Linked DNA regions of Mus musculus: region 1 is linked to region 2. The links are chromatin loops, found by intact Hi-C in ENCODE. Cell type or tissue: left cerebral cortex. All regions are shown on one strand. Each heading gives the region's core, and the rest is flanking DNA. Links, peaks and the distances in the headings are about the cores only.

Region 1 (2,807 bases), core at 190-2,689, 140 kb after region 2:
GGAGAGCAGAACAAACAGCCCTGCCGCCGCCGCCAGCGCACTGATGTCACCACGCACGCTGCGCGCGCGGCCCCGTGTCATCGCCGCCGCCCGGCGTGCGCGTCCCGCTGGTCCTCCCAGGTCCGGAGAGCTTCGTTAGTGCCGGCGGCGGTTGTAGAGGTGAGGACAGGAGACTGGCTCCCCCGACTGGGGGGAGGAGGGCGGGAGTCCTTGGAACACGATCGAGGGTCTCTGAGGACTGTGTACCCCAGAGGGATACACAGAAGAGGGAAGATCAAGAGAAGACAAGAAGAGTCTTCAGGGCCATCCATAAGGAAACAGCTTTTCGGAGGAAGCCGACACGCAGACTCAGGGAAGGAACCTTGCAGATGAGTGGGGATCTTCACATGCAAGAACGACAAGAAAAGATTTTTTTTTTTCCCCCAGAGCTGAGGACCGAACCCAGGGCCTTGCGCTTGCTAGGCAAGCGCTCTACCACTGAGCTAAATCTCCAACCCCAAGAAAAGATTTTTAATCCAAAAATTTAAATAATCCGATGACAGACTCAAAAGAGCAGATGGTGAAGAGAGCCCTCAGACAGGTGATAGAGGAACATTAAGGCCAGAGGACTATGGCTAGTTGTGTGTCAGTGGGAACTGACAATTGCTGAAAATACAGACACGTTTCACTATATTCACTACACTCAATTTATGGAATCAACTTAAGGAAAATATTTCATGTATCATGAAATAAGAGAATGAGCCAGCGGGGATTTTTTTTTTCAGAGCAGGATCTTAAGAATTCTTACCCTTCTTGTCTCAGCCTTCCAAGTAATGAGATTACATGTGTTCACCACCACACCCAGGTCTTCTTGGCTGGCCTCTGTAGAGGAGCTGAAGATTGATCAGTACGGATCTCTAAGCCTAGAACATTCTCTTTCTTGTCCTCCAGATTAACTTTAATTCTTGAAGACGTAAGTCAGCTCCCAGCATACTCTGAACTAGGTATGTGACCATTTGAGGGGTTGCAAAACATCCCAGCCTGGAATACAGAAGATCTTTGAGATTTTTTAAGACAGCATTTCTCTGTATGGCCCTGACTGTCCTAAAACTTAAACTAGAATAGCCTTGAACACAGAAATCTGTCTTTCTCTGCCTCTTAAGTACTGGGATAAAAGGTATGTACTACCACCCCCAAAGAAAAAATTAGAATTTTTAAGGTTCCCCATGTGTGTGTGTGTGTGTATGTGTGTATATGTATGTATGTATATATATATATATATATGCATATATATATATATATATATATATATATATAGAGAGAGAGAGAGAGAGAGAGAGAGAGGTGTCCAGAATTAAGAAGGCTAAAAGAAAAAGGTAGGCTGAGGCAGAAGGATAATAGGTTAAAAGGAAGACCACCCTGTATTAGTGAGACTGTCAAAACATCAAACAGGTGCTGGTGAGATGGCTCAGTGGGTAAGAGCACCGGACTGCTCTTCCGAAGGTCCGGAATTCGAATCCCAGCAACCACATGGTGGCTTACAGCCATTTATAATGAGATCTGACTCCCTCTTCTGGAGTGTCTGAGGACAGCTATAGTGTACTTACATATAATAAAAATAAATAAATCTTAAAAAAAAAATCAAACAGGCTGGTGAGATGACTCCAGTGGCACTTGCTGCCATTTCTGACTACCTGAGTCCAATCCCTGGGACTGGCCCTCTGACCTTATAAATAAATATTTTAAAAAAAAAAAAAAAACAAGAAAGAATAAAAGTATTCCCTACTATTGTGTTTTAGTTGTGATTAACCAAAGGTTAATTGGTTATATTGGTATATTCTAAGCCAAGTAAAAATTTTACCTTTGACTATGATAATTATGAGATGTAATTAGTTATAAGAAGTGAAGAAATTGTAACATTTGTTAAAGCGTCTAACTTTGGGCTACAGATCATGAAACTCCCCCCCCCCCACCCCACCCCCCAACATACACACACACACACACACACACACACACACACACACACACACGGTTTCTCTGTATAGCCCTGGCTGTCCTGGAACTCATTCTGTAGACCAGGCTGGCCTCTGCCTCCCAAATTCTGGGATTAAAGGTGTGCGCCACCACACCCGGCCATGAAACTTTTAAATATCTTCTAATTTTGCATGTTATTTCCAAAAGGTGCTCAGAAAGAAAAAAAAAAAAAAAAAGGTCGGGCAGTGGTGGAGTTCGCCAGCCTGGTCTACAGAGTGAGTTCCAGGACAGCCAGGGCTATGCAGAGATGGGGGGGGGGGGGGGGGGTTCACACGCTGAAAGGGAGGGGAAAATAACTCCTGAAAGTTGGCCCTGACCTCCACAAGCTTGTGTAATTTACACACAAGTGGATATATGTAATACCTTTTGAAATTAAAAAGTAGTCTGCCATAATAGTGTATGCCTAGGGCTGGAGAGATGGCTCAGTGGTTAAGAGCACCAACTGCTCTTCCAAAGATCCTGCGTTCAATTCCCAGCAACCACATGGTGGCTCACAGCCATCTGTAATGAGATCTGATGCCCTCTTTTTGGTGTGTCTGAAGACAGCTACAGTGTACTCATCATATACATGAAATAAATAAGTAGACAGACAGATAGCGTGTGCCTATAATCCCAGCACTTGGGAGACAGAAGCATCCAGATCTTTTTTGAGTTTGATGCCATCCTAATCCACATAGGGAGGATCAGGCCAGGCAGGGCTACAAACTTGGTGTTTTTGTTTGTCTGTCTGAGACTGGGTCTCACTGTGTAGTCCTGACTGTTCTGGAACTCACCTTGTAGATCAGGTTACCTCA
Region 2 (2,807 bases), core at 252-2,751:
AAGGATATCTCTGTGTGTTCAGGGCCAGCCTGATTTACACAGCCAATTCCAGCCAGGAATTGTGAGGCCCTATTTTTATTTTTATTATTTATTTATTTATTTATTTTATTTATTTATTTTGGTTTTTCGAGACAGGGTTTCTCTGTGTAGCTCTGGCTGTCCTGGAACTCACTTTGTAGACCAGGCTGGCTTTGAACTCAGATATCCACTTGCTTCTGCCTCCCAAGTGCTGGAATTAAAGGCATGCGCCACCACACCTGGCTGAAGCCTTATTTTTAACAAAGAAAACAAAACTATGTTGCTGAGGGTGATCTTGAACTTATTATCCTCCTGATCCACCTGCTGAGAGCCAAGATTACAAGCACACAGCACCTCTCACAGTTTAGGTGGTGCTGGGGACCCAAGCCTGGCTCTGTGGATGTTAGGCAAGCATTCCATCAAGTGAGCTACATCCCCAGCCCTCTATACATAATTTATATAAGGCACCTCTGGGATGAGGCCCAAGTCTAAAGACAAAAATACACATACCCAAAAGTAACTATATATTTTTAGTGTGCCTGCCTTTGGTGGTTGTTTTATTTCCATGCTGGGCGGGGATTGAACCAAGGGCCACATGCCATCTAGGAAGGTGCTCTGCCACTACAGACCAACCTGTGTCTGAATTTTGACTGTAACTTATCATTGGGGCAAAGGATGGAATTTTCCACTGTGGCATCATGCCCATGCCCCACATGGCTCAGGGATTCAGGTTTGGGATTTGGGATGCTCAACCAGTATCACTATTGTATGCTCTTGAATGAGCACCTGCTGTGGGCTCCTGTTTTGCTTTGTTTGTTTGTTTGTTTGTTTTTGTTTTGAGACAGGGTATCACTGTGTGGCCTTGGCTGGCCTAGAACTCACTATGTAGATCATGCTGGCCTTGAATCCCTACAGAGACCTGCTGTCTATGCCTCTGAAATGCTGGCATTAAAATGTGTGAGCAACTAGACCCAGTTTAATTTTTAAAATTTTAAGAAAGACAAATGAACAAGTCCTAAGTGTGGACAGATGGGATGTGTAACTGCAGGCAGACAGAAGCAAATGGGCAAGATATATAGGTAAAAATATAAATAGGCAGAGATGAGGCACATGGGTGGAAACAGGCGGATGAAACCACCAGTGCCCTGGTGGTAGCAGCTGGAAGGGACAGCCCATCAGACGAGCCAAAAACAGACTGACAGACAAACTGGGACAGATGTGGCTCACTGACAGTGCAACATATAGATAGACAGAAGGACAGAGTCAGGGGGCTCACTTGCAGGTGCGGTCGCGGCCACCAGAGTAGCAGTCAAAGTTGTCATAGAGGCAGGCTGGAGAGCTGCAGGCCGGGTCACACCGGCTGTTGTTGAAGAGACGCCAGCACTGCAGTGCCTCACACTGCCTCCAGGGGTCGTCCACGTTCAGTGAGCAGTCACCGCCATCCCAGCCACAGCCTGGGGTGTTGCACTCACGATCGCAGTTCTGGTCCCCTCGCTTGGCCTGGCAAGCCGCTCGCGGGCACCGTGGCTCCTCGGGGACCTCAGGGGCTGCGGAAGGGGTCTCACAACGCGGGCCGCCCCAGCCCGGAGCGCACACACAGCGGAAGAAAGGGACACTCTGTACAGGTAGGCATGAGCCCCCATGCAGACAAGGGGCAGAGGCGCAGCTGGCGTTAGTAGCTCCTGAGGGTGACGCCCTAGAAACCCGGCAGGAGGGCCCGGACAGCCCCGGAGGACAAGCGCAGCGTGGTCCACGGGCTGTCTGCTGGCATGGGATACCCACTGGGCACTGCAGCTCTCGGCAAGAGCGTGCCACCCGCTCACAACGCAGACCCCAGAATGGCTAATGGTGAAGTGAGGAGACAGAAAGAGAAAAAATTGGTAGTGAGAAGAAACAGGAGAGTGGAAAAGAGAGAAAAGAATGGAGGTCAAGACTTGAGAAATGCTGACACCCCACCCCCACCCCTCCAATTCCAGCAACCTTTCCTCTACTGACCTCATTTTGAAGATAAGCCATACCTCCCCAGGAGGCAACAAAGCCAAGTCACAATTTCACTAAGTTACACTCCAAACCATAATTTCATAATTTCATAATTTCAGAACCTCCTTTCCTTCTACTTTTCCCGTATAGACCTATGCTTCCCTAAAGCCACAGGCCTTTTCTTTCCCCAAGGGTTCCAACCCCTACCAATCACACCTACCGGGACACAGTGACAGGTGAAGGTCAGCCCACCTCCACGGCCTAGGCTGTGACGGCACTGGCCTCCATGCTGACATGGCTGGGACTCACAGGGGGACAGAGCAATCTGACAGCGAGGCCCTGAACAAACAGATGCAGGAGGATCAACTACAGAAGCAGAACCACATCAGGTTTCTGGCCAGGCTCTCTGCCATTCTTACCTGTGAAGCCAGGATGGCAGACGCAGCGGAAATGCCCACCTGGATCTTGTAGGCAGTCCCGAGTATGCGCTGCATGGCAGGCACCCGGGCGACACTCATTGATGTCTGCCTCACAGTGCAGACCTGTGTATCCTGGGGGACAGTTACAGCGGAAGCCACCCACCAGGTCCACACAGGTGCCATTGTGTAGGCACTGAACGCCTGAGTCCAAGGATGGGCCTAGGTCACAGTCGTCCTCATTGATCTCACAGAGAACTCCTAGGGTATAGGAGCATGGTCAGTGGAGGCTAGAAACTCATCCTCTTATCCTGCCCCCAACCCTGGCCTTAACATACCCAGTGTGCCAGGGGGACAGGAACAGAGATAGCGGGCCACAAGATCGATACAGGA

Evidence for each region. Peaks named below come from ENCODE experiments on the same cell type or tissue, not always from the same donor. Only the 100,000 strongest peaks of a DNase experiment are listed, where the experiment ranks them.
Region 1: it touches region 2 in a loop (2.0-fold over the local background); 2 of 42 quality-filtered maps call a loop at or near these places.

The regions. Positions count from the first base shown.
Region 1 is chr17:32,284,681-32,287,487 of GRCm38, forward strand. It overlaps a transcript of Brd4 not described here. Among named protein-coding and RNA genes, the nearest start is that of Brd4, 2.0 kb to the left of the region's middle. In left cerebral cortex, for the core only: a CTCF peak has its summit at 1,555 (motif pointing left); no DNase peak of the experiment used is centred there; H3K4me3 peaks cover 953 bases; H3K27ac peaks cover 499 bases.
Region 2 is chr17:32,141,950-32,144,756 of GRCm38, forward strand. Notch3 (notch 3) reads right to left here. Exons shown (of 33, transcript NM_008716.3): 21 at 2,753-2,807; 22 at 2,418-2,675; 23 at 2,219-2,337; 24 at 1,295-1,860. It overlaps Gm41568 (a long non-coding RNA gene), which reads left to right. Exons shown (of 2, transcript XR_876749.3): 2 at 1-986. Among named protein-coding and RNA genes, the nearest start is that of Gm41568, 3.6 kb to the left of the region's middle. In left cerebral cortex, for the core only: a CTCF peak has its summit at 1,400 (motif pointing right); DNase peaks (open chromatin) are centred at 520, 1,122 and 1,391; H3K4me3 peaks cover 550 bases; H3K27ac peaks cover 1,175 bases.